Linked DNA regions of Homo sapiens: region 2 is linked to region 1. Evidence: read pairs that join two places in POLR2A ChIA-PET (ENCODE). Cell type or tissue: MCF 10A. All regions are shown on one strand. Links, peaks and the distances in the headings refer to the core of each region. The heading gives the core; the rest is flanking DNA. Region 1 overlaps CRYL1 (crystallin lambda 1). Region 2 has its middle 100 kb from the start of GJB6.

Region 1 (5,378 bases), core at 192-5,191:
TATTCACCAGTAGAACAAGTTAGAAAGGGAAAAACGTTTTGATACTTTCCCTTCCTCACTGCTTCTTTCTGCCCATTTGAATTTCTGAAATGGATTTCTCAAAGCTTGAGTTTTTACCAAGAAGCTAAATATAGAGAAAGAAAAGGACCACAAGGCATTCAGTTGAGAAGCTCCACAACTAGGATATCATGTCCCCAAGGCAAACGTTTGAGTTTCTCCCTGCTGCACTTGGTGCTGAACTAAAGCTTTTCCATTTAGGATGTTTTGAAGCTCAGGTTGCTTAATTTTGCCACTGAGCTTAATTCCACCCAAAGCCTTGTGACATCTGTGGCCTAATATTATCATAACAATGACAAATAATCATTTGTCATTGATAAATAATCGCAGCAGCATGACAGGCAGAAACAAGTGCTTGTGTTGAAACAGGGAACTGACAAGCGATTCCTTATAATAGGTGACGGGCAACACAGCTGTGCGGAGATGGGAACCCTACCTGAGTCCAGCCCTTCTGTGGTTCTGTTAACATTGATCAGTTTAGCAATCAGTACTTACTCCATTTTAAGGTAAAATTCTCAAGTCACACATACAAAGAAAAGATTATTTAAAAATCATACAAAGCAATGAATACTACAATCACTGTTAGTTCAAAACATGGTTTCGCGTCCTGAAAATCATTGGGCAAAGAGATCCCAGACAGTGTTAAGGAACCCCTTTTATTGAAAAACTCCTTGCTTCTGCTTCCTTAGTTAAAACCTGAGATTTTTCCACAGTGGAGTAACACATGCATAGCTGGGGCACATATTTTGCACCTGATTTGGTAGGAGAAAATGCCCAGGCTGAGAGGAGCCACAAGACATCCGTGAAGTAGGAGAAAATGCAAGATAGTTAATAACGTACCCAACTGCTATGAAACAAATGTTAAGTCGAATGAAAGGTTTAGGGATGTATCACTCAGGGTTCTACCAGACAAAGCCAGTAAGATTCACACACATACACACATACATCAAGAGATTTATTTCAAGGAATTGGCTCATGTGACTGTGGGCCTGGCAAGTCAGAAAGCCATGGACAGGCCATCAGGAGGGCAGGCCGGCAACTCCAGGCAGGAACTACCCCACAGTCTGCAGGTGGAATTTCTCCTTCCTCAGGGAGATCTCAGTTCTGCTTGCAAGGCCTTTCAATGGACTGGATTTAGCCCACCCAGACTATGGAGAATAATCTCATTTACTTAAAGTCAACTATGTACCAAATACCTTCCCAGCAACATCTAGACTGAGTTTGACTGAGTGACTGGACGCTCTAGCCTGGCCGAGCTGACCCTCTCAGGGGACAGATACCCTCAGGGATCTTGGATCAAGCACTTCTGTTTGTTTGTGGGGTGGGGATGGGGAGAAGAGGAAGCAAGACACATCTAACAATTAACAATAGCAAAGGGTTAACAGATGCTGTGGTACTTACTCTGGTCCTTCGGACAGTCCCAGAAGAAGAGGAAGGCAGGAGAGAAACTTGTGTGGTGGAGGCACACGATATTTGATGGATAAATCCTCCTCCGTGACTATCTCCTCTACTGATCACCAGCTACACCGAACCATCTTTCCTTCTCTATAATCATCCCATTCCTAGATTTAATTTTCTGATTCATGTATTTTTTGCATGGCCTCATTTTCATTTGCTTTTCTCATTTTTCTTCATACCATTCTTCCTCATCCACTTCTTTTTTACTAATTCCCAGCTTTTGATCTTCTATTTTGTTTTGCTCTACTTTTCCCCCAAACTTGGTCCTGAATTTTCACATTTTTCTTGTGCAAACACTACAATAACTTTACTACTACTATCACCAGCAGGAACACAGACTTGCTACCCAGGAATTTGGATGAGGTTCTATTCAAGTTCTTCCACTCCTCAGCTAGAGTTTGGGCATAAGTCCACTGTCAACTGAGAAACAGGAGAAAAATTAAGAGTCAGGAGTCACAAAAGGTTTTATCTTAGGTGAGTGTCAAATAAAGAAACGCAACAGCGAGAAGTAGAGTACTCTGCCACCTTCAGCCCTACGAGGGCGACATGAAGAAAGCACTGGGCTTGTGTGGATCACCCCAGGGCAGCGGCCAAGAAGAAAGGATTACACCAGCACGTCCATCTCAATCTCTAGTGAAAGAAAGGATGGAACAAAGTTAAATCTCGGTGATTTTCTCATCTCCAGAGATGTTCAAGGACAGACCCAGACAAGAACAGTCACTTGCACAGAAGTAACTCGAGCATGAGCTAGGGTACTAGACTATCCCTCTGAGAAACATCCAGCCCTAGGGTCCTTGCAAATGCTACAGGGAGTAACAGAGTTAGAGATTAAGTTTATTATTATTATTATTATTTTGAAATGGAGTTTTGCTCTTGTTGTCCAGGCTGGAGTGCAATGGCAGGATCTCGGCTCACTGCAACCTCTGCCTCCCAGGTTCAAGCGATTCTCCTGCTTCGGCCTCCAAATAGCTGGGATTACAGGCATGCGTCACCACGCCCAGCTAATTTTGTATTTTTAGTAGAGACACAGTTTCTCCATGTTGGTCAGGCTGGTCTCAAACTCCTGACCTCAAGTGATCCACCCGCCTCAGCCTCCCAAAGTGCTGGGATTACAGGTGTGAGCCACCACATCTGGATAATTTTGTATTTTTAGTAGCGATGGGGTTTCTCCATGTTGGTCAGACTGGTCTCAAACTCCTGACCTCAAGTGATCCACCCAGAGTGCTGAGATTACAGGTGTGAGCCACCACATCCGGCCTAGATTAAGTTTATATTGAGAACTACCACAATGATTCATGAGTCTCTCATGAGAAACTAGTTGGAATTATGAGTTTGTTCCCTCCACTTATACATACTGTACCCACATGTTTTCGTTTTCTATACTCTTCACCACATGTTGCTTCCCCCACATGCAACAGGAAACTGGCTCCACGGCAAGGGTGAAAAAGATCTGACCCAGTGGTTCCCACCCACGCCACCTTCCAGGGAGAAGGTGAGGCCAAGATGAGACTTTAATAAGTCGAAAATAAAAGACTGCTAAGTGCTGCCCCACAATTACTCACAGGCTTGTGGTCAGGTTTGTGAGCTGCTTGGCCTGTTGCCGGCACTTACAAGCTTTCTTGGAAGCAAGACACAGACATTCCTGCGGAATGACTTGAGCAAATTTTGCTAACGCTACAAGGGTTGATTGAACACCACCACATTGAACTGATGCAAGAGGACACTGAATCACACCCATAAAACACCCGTCCTGTCAAGAGTCTTCCAAGAGGACGCGCAGGAGTCAGCGCTCCGGGGAAAGAAGATGAGAAACACCAGGTGGACCACCCTGGCCAGGCTGCTGGGAACAAGCCTACGTGCACAGCTGCCGGAGGAGAGGCGGGTCTCCCCTCTGGGAGGCATCTCAGCTACATCTATCAAGTTATAAAAATGTTACTCTCCCGCAGGCTGAGCCCACTCCCAGAATTATTCCAGAAAAGACTCCAGAAGAAGAAACCATATGTGCATAGAGGCTCACTGAGGCCTGACCTTAAAACATCCCGCAGTAAGGGAAAGATTGGATTTAAAAGAAAAAAAAAAAAGACCAGCTAAATGAAATATCATAAAGCCATTAAGAATGAATAAAAACTTGAGTAGCATGTTCATAATAGAGACTAGACAGGAACAAAGGAAAATGAAAGCAATTGACTTAGGGTAGAGCAAACACAGGTGGAGTTTTTCCCTTTGACTTTTCTTTAAAATAGAGGTTGTGTGTGTGTGTGTGTGTGTGTGTGTGTGTGTGTGTGTGTGTGTGTGTTTTGAGACAGAGTCTCACTCTGTCGCCCAGGCTGGAGTGCAGTGGCGTGATCGCAACTCACTGCGACCTCCGCCTCCTGGGTTCAAGCGATTCTCCTGCCTCAGCCTCCCAAATAGCTGGGACTACAGGCCCGCCACCACGCCTGGCTAATTTTTTGTATTTTTAGTAGAAACAGGATTTCATTGTGTTAGCCAGGATGGTCTCGATCTCCTGACCTCATGATCCGTCCGCCTTGGCCTCCCAAAATCCTGGGATTACAGGCGTGAGCCACTGCGCCCAGCCTAAAATAGAGCTTTTAAATAGAAACAAACAAACAAAAAAAAAAATGGAAAGGAAAGAGAGGAAAGACTTTGCCCTAATAAAAGGGACATTCCAGAGTACTTCAGGCCCCAGTGCTAATTCCCTGGTGCACTTTTTCTTAGAACACTGTGTGTATAATGATGCTTTTAGGGGGAAAAACAACAGTATTATAGAGTTTGAAAGAAAGGGAAAGCCTCGACTTTTACAACAAATACAACAGCAAAAAGAATCCATCATTGTGTATGAATGTGAATACATTCACTTCCATTCTATGAGGGTAGTGATACTTTAATTGAGGGGTCCTCTGGGAATACAGTTTACTACAATAAGTTTTGAACCAAAGAGTGTAAGCCCTGACTCCAAAAACAGCCATGGAGCACAAGCCCCATATCTGCCTACTCCCCACATCTTTACCCAGAGATGCTTCCTGCCTTGATGGCCCATAGGGCTCCAGTGGCCTCTCACCTGGCTTCTACCTGCAGCTGATGGAAGGCACAAAGGCTGGCTCCCACAAGGGAAGAGGGATGCAGTGTCATTTGTCACCTCCCACCTCTCTTCTCTTTGCCTTTTCTCTTGGGGGCTCCTTACCCCCATCCTCTACTTCTGGGGACCCTTACCCCTGGCCTGTTAACTTCCCAACTTCAAACTGAGGGAGCTGAAATCCATCATTTATATTCACTGCTCAAGCACCTATTGGTAATGATTGCTAGAAGGTGTTATAGTAACAGCATTTTCATTTATTTATTTATTTATTTATTTATTTTTAGAGTTAGAATACTAACATAGAAGCTTTGCAGCATTTTGGGGATTTTTAATGAGTATGTGGTTGATGTTATTTATTTGCTTATTAATGGGGATACAGGTATCTCTAAATTCATAAATCAGCAGTATCTCTCTTTTCAATAGGGTTTTGTTGCTCACCAATATGACTACTCAGAAAATGGCCACCCACAAAATAATAAATAATGGTATAAAAATAGTCTACTTCTTATGGAAAATTGCTGCTAGAAAAAAAATCCTAATTAAGGCCAGGCGCGGTGGCTCACACCTGTAATCCTAGCACTTTGGGAGGCCAAGGCAGGCCGATCATTTGAGGTCAGGAGTTCAAGACCAGCTTGGCCAACATGGAGAAACCCCATCTCTACTAAAAATACAAAAAATTAGCCAGGCATGGTGGCATGCGCCTGTAGTCCCACCCACTTGGGAGGCTGAGGCAGGAGAAGCCTTTGAACCTGGGAGATGGAGATTGCCATGAGCCGAGATCACG
Region 2 (5,378 bases), core at 192-5,191, 87 kb before region 1:
TGAAACAAATATATAGACCAATGGAACGGAACAGAGGCCTCAGAAATAACACCACACATCTACAACCACCTGATCTTTGACAAACCTGACAAAAACAAGGAATAGGAAAAGGATTCCCTATTTAATAAATGGTGCTGGGAAAACTGACTAGCCATATGCCAAAAACTGAAACTGGACCCCTTCCTTACACCTTATACAAAAATTAACTCAAGATGGATTAAAGACTTAAACTTAAGACCTAAAACCATAAAAGCCTTAGAAGAAAACCTAGGCAATACCATTCAGGACATAGGCATGGGCAAAGACCTCAAGACTGAAACACCAAAAGCAATTGCAACAAAAGCCAAAATTGACAAATGGGATCTAATTAAACTAATGAGTTTCTGCACAGCAAAGAAACTATCATCAGAGTGAACAGGCAACTTACAGAATGGGAGAAAATTTTTGCAATCTATCCATCTGACAAAGGGCTAATATCCAGAATCCACAAGGAACTTAAACAAATTTACAAGAAGAAAACAAACAACCCCATCAAAAATTGGGCAAAGGATATGAACAGACACTTCTCAAAAGAAGACATTTATGTGGCCAACAAACATATGAAAAGCAGCTCATCATCACTGGTCATCAGAGAAATACAAATCAAAACCACAATAAGATACCATCTCACGGCAGTTAGAATGGCAGTCATTAAAAAGTCAGGAAACAACAGATGCTGGAGAGGATGTGGAGAAATAGGAACGCTTTTACACTGTTGGTGGGAGTGCAAATTAGTTCAACCATTGTGGAAACATTATGGTGATTCCTCAAGGATCTAGAACCAGAAATACCATTTGACCCAGCAATCCCATTACTGGGTATATACCCAAATGATTATAAATAATTCTACCATAAAGACACATGCACATGCTTGCTTATTGCAGCACTATTTACAATAGCAAAGACTTGGAACCAACCCAATGCCCATCAATGATAGACTGGTTAAAGAAAATGTGGCACAGACACACCATGGAATACTATGCAGCCATAAAAATGAATGAGTTCATGTCCTTTACTGGGACACGGATGAAGCTGGCAACCATCATTCTTAGCAAACTAACACAGGAACAGAAAACCAAACACCGCATGTTTTCACTCATAAGTGGGAGTTGAACAATGAGAATACGTGGACCCAGGGAGGGGAACATCACACACTGGGGCTTGTCAGGGGGTGGGGAGCAAGGGGAGGGACAGCATTAGAAGAAATACCTAATGCATTCAGGGCTTAAAACCGAGATGATGGGTTGATGGGTGCAGCACACCATCATGGCACATGTATACCTATGTAACAAACCTGCACATTCTGCACATGTATCCTAGAACTTAAAGTATAATTTTAAAAAAGTTTTAAAAAATATTTGATTGTCAAAGGATTCTAACTCTGAATGTCGTTTATTACCCCAAAGAGTAGGACCATCTCCCTTCTCGGTGCTGTCATTTTCATCATCTTTTAAAGAGTTCATAGGGTTGTCCTTACAGTAATGAGTTTGTTGTAATGTTTTAGGGGAAATAATTAGCCCTTTTAGGACATTAGATTATCCCCTAGTGGTGACATTACATCTCTGGGGAACATTTTATATCCTCCAGAAAAGGGATCTCATTAAGTCAAGTGTGTTAAAGACACATTCAAAGTCACTGTCACAGGAGTTCATTATTTCTGAAGGAAATGTAAGCAGCAATTTCACAGTTGAGTCTGCAATTATTAAAAAAAAAAAAAAGTCCAAAGACCCTCAGTTCTTCTGACATAGCCACTCTGTAATTCATTTTTTAATTCAAAATATGCATTATAAAGTACTAAACCAAAAAATGTTAAAAACGAAGAAAGAAACAACAACAGCAAAAACACGTCGGAGAGTAAGCTAACGGTCCCCTGCGGAGCAGCAAGTCACTGTTTCTCCCACGCTCCATACTTCAGAATGCAAATGGGCTAAGTTCATGCTCATTCATTAATATCCATGACTGTTGTCACAGTTTTTTCTTTCTCAGCATCATTCTATGAAGAATAAATGACTTAGTTACCACAAACCAATGATGAGTTTTTCAAGTGGAAAAGACAAACACTTGAGCCCCATTTTACACGAATGACCATAAAAACTGAAAACCATGAAAATGTTGAGTCAACATCCCCAGTAACACCCGGGGAGCTTCGTAGAACTATTCAACGATGTAGATTTGGCCACACCCTGGATCAAATCACGACCCCAAAAGAAATACAGAAAAAATTTAGACAGTAGTCTTCTGACTGAACCCCAAGATTTCAGTGATAATCCATTCAAAAATATTTATAAGGCAAAAATCCATTTGGCAATCAAGAACTTAAGTCAACATGTTCTTATTAATCATGCAGTTAGTCGCATGTGGTGTTTCCACTTGTGCAATCTTCCTAAATTAGCTTAACTGGAAATGGAGAGCCTCAACTTTGGAAGGCTCTTCTGGAAACAGGCACTGCTTCCTGGGCAGCTCTGCCGAAGAGAGATCATAATCTCACAGCAGCTGACAGTCTAGCACTGACTTTGTCTGGCATTTCTGAGCCCCTGTAGTGCACCTCTCATCGAATGCTTTGGGAATTCTGAGGGAGCTGCTGCATCCTCATCTTTCACACGCAGGAGGGACTCATATTCAGAGGTTAGGAGGTGGAGGGGGCATTTAAGCCCAGGTCTGTCTCACTTTGGAGCCTGCGCTCCTGACCACCTGCGTGGTTGTTTCTCCAGGAGGTTGTTTGTTAGACTGGGTGGAAGCAGGTCTCTTCCTCTGCGGGTCCTGATGTCAGTCCCTCCTCTTGCTGACAGCTCTTCAGACTTGTGACAGCAGCCAGCATTCTGTGAATTCTCCTCTTCTCCAGGCTAAATGTTCCCAGGACTTCCAAGATTCCTCAGACATCAGAAAGAGCCAGTCCCTCCATCATCCTGTCTGCCTGAACACACAGAGGTCAGGGGGAGACAGTGTGGGGCACAGTCATTGTCTTGATTCAAATGGAGTTTACTGAAAACAAATGAAAGGTTTTCCTCTGACATGCTGTGCTCCATACTTGCACAGCTTGTTTTGTGAACTTAAACCTAAGAACTTACATTTTGTCTTTAATAAATTGCATCCTGATAGACTGAGCACAATGTTCTAATTTATCTTTGTATTTTCTAAAATTCAGTTTTGGTACTCAGTATATCTTCCACACTTTCGGCTCTGTTGTCTATGCAGCATTACCTAGAGGAAAGAACATAGTTTAAGGTCATATTAACTTGGATTCAAATTCTGGGTGTGACACTTACGAGCTGTGCAACCTTGGGCAACCATGGTACCGAACCCTGCGACCTTCTTGTAATACATGGAGTGTTGTTTAGATGTAAGCTGTTCTTGAAGAGCTAAATGAGAGGAAACACACACCCCCTGGGGTTGGCCCCAGGAGTCTGAAGGAGGCGCTACAGTGGGATTGTAATTTAGGAAGCAAAACCTAAGCAACTTGAGAGTAACCTGTGCAGAGAGTGAATGTGTGCCTGGAACAGATGGTTCAGTGCAGACCACAGAAAAAGGAAGCCAGAAGCTATCTATTTTAGGGAGAGAAACACTGTATCCTAGACAACAGAACCTTCTGGAACAGGCCTCACTGTGGCCTGAATAAAATAGCCCTCACCCTAATAGGAGCTGTCATACTAGGCTCCTATTGACTTCAATAAGGATAGCACCATGTTCAAGAGGCCCAAGAAGAGACCCAGAGCCAGCAAATGAGACACAGTGTTTACTGGGGGAACTTACATTCAGGGATGGTCCAGTGGCAGCAGGCTTGACAGGGGAACCATTACCTCTCATAAAAGGCATGCAGTTCATGTAGCATTTTCACTTAGCACCCTCCCCCAGCAACCTGCCACAGGATGGGCCAGGGGCTCAGATGTTCCTCATAGGTAAGAAATGGACCTCCTAGTTGGCCACTCCTGGACTGCTTAGCTGAGAACTCTGAACAGACACTCTTCTTAGACCATGGAGTCATTCTCAGGGTATGCTTGAGTTCTCATTGTCAGGTGCATCTGCCATACAGGGGCCACCAATCAGCCAGGCGTCAGAACGGAGCAACACACTGACCTCTCAGGAGTGCTGATGGGAGTCGTGAGCATCTGGTCACTGGAAAGGAACGTCCCCCAGTGGACACAATAACTGGCGCCCGGTACACACACTGCATCTCGTATGTTTAACTGCACACATACCCCTGACTCACACCACTCTGGAACAGGGACAGGGGTCTCCACACTCACCCCTGTGGGGCCTGCTGAGGGCACATTCTGCCTTCCTGTGTTGACATCCTGATCTCACCTTCATCTCTTTTTTGACCTGCAACTCGCTGCCATTTTCTAATCTGTAACAAAGGAGCACAACACCCTCTGTGTAGCTTCATCACAATGAGCGAGTAAACAACGTGCCTACAGTGACTATCCTGGTGCCTGCAACATCCCAGGCTCTTACCCCTACTGTCCCACACGCCCACCTCCCACTGCCACCACTGTTGCCCAAACTGAACAGGAACGAGCTGAGGGCCTCAGAGGGCACCAATCCAGTCCCCTTCCTAATGACAACAGCCCTCTACCCATGGTCCTGTGAACACGGTCTTTTTAGGCAGTCATTAACCCCCCTGTCTGCATTATTCCCTGGCCTGCATGGTGCTCAAGGGCACCAGGTTGAAGTCCCGATGAAGAGCATCTACACATTTCTCTGATTTTTCTAGCAAGCCTATCAAAAGTAAAAACTGGTTTAGATCGGCATGACTTTTTTTTTAATTTAAAGTGTATTTGCAAAACATCTCATTAAAAATCCATTACAGAATCTTTCCAGGATGAATGTCAACTCATAGAGTATGTAGAGTATGGCTTAAAAAGTCCTTTTTCTCCCTCTTTGAAAATTAGATCCATGTTTTTCAAAATCTGGCCTTTTCAGCCCTTTCTTATTTTCTGTGACCTTTCTTCAAAAATTCATATCGGTTCAGTTATCTCAACTAGATATTCCAGCCTGTGACTCCTCAGGCTGAAATTTGTCAAAGTCAGGAGATTTTAACTGTTTTAGAGCAGCTATGAACTCTACTAGAATCTTCTTAAAACTCCTTTTTTAATGATAAAGGAAAAAAGATAAAGCCCCTAATATTCCATATTCCCACCAGATTTAACCACTATTAACATCTTGGCATATTTGGCTTCCAGGTTTTTTTTTTTTTTTTTGTAAGAAAAATCACTACATTGCTTTTTATAAAAGTGATATATGTATAATAATATCAAGTACAAAAAAATGTAGTAAGTAGAAAGGTAACAGTTTTTAATCACACCAATTCCACACTCAGAAATTGCTATTGTTACCATTAG

What was found. ChIA-PET counts read pairs that join two places held together with the same protein. Peaks named below come from ENCODE experiments on the same cell type or tissue, not always from the same donor. Only the 100,000 strongest peaks of a DNase experiment are listed, where the experiment ranks them.
Region 2: POLR2A ChIA-PET joins it to region 1 with 6 read pairs; 1 of 35 experiments calls an interaction of 5 or more read pairs at or near these places.

Annotation. Positions count from the first base shown.
Region 1 is chr13:20,416,940-20,422,317 of GRCh38, forward strand. All of the region lies in intron 5 of CRYL1 (crystallin lambda 1), which reads right to left. Among named protein-coding and RNA genes, the nearest start is that of MIR4499, 14 kb to the right of the region's middle. RefSeq lists an enhancer at 2,088-3,287. In MCF 10A, for the core only: no CTCF peak of the experiment used is centred there; a DNase peak (open chromatin) is centred at 3,102.
Region 2 is chr13:20,330,042-20,335,419 of GRCh38, forward strand. No RefSeq gene overlaps it. Among named protein-coding and RNA genes, the nearest start is that of GJB6, 100 kb to the left of the region's middle. In MCF 10A, for the core only: no CTCF peak of the experiment used is centred there; a DNase peak (open chromatin) is centred at 2,420.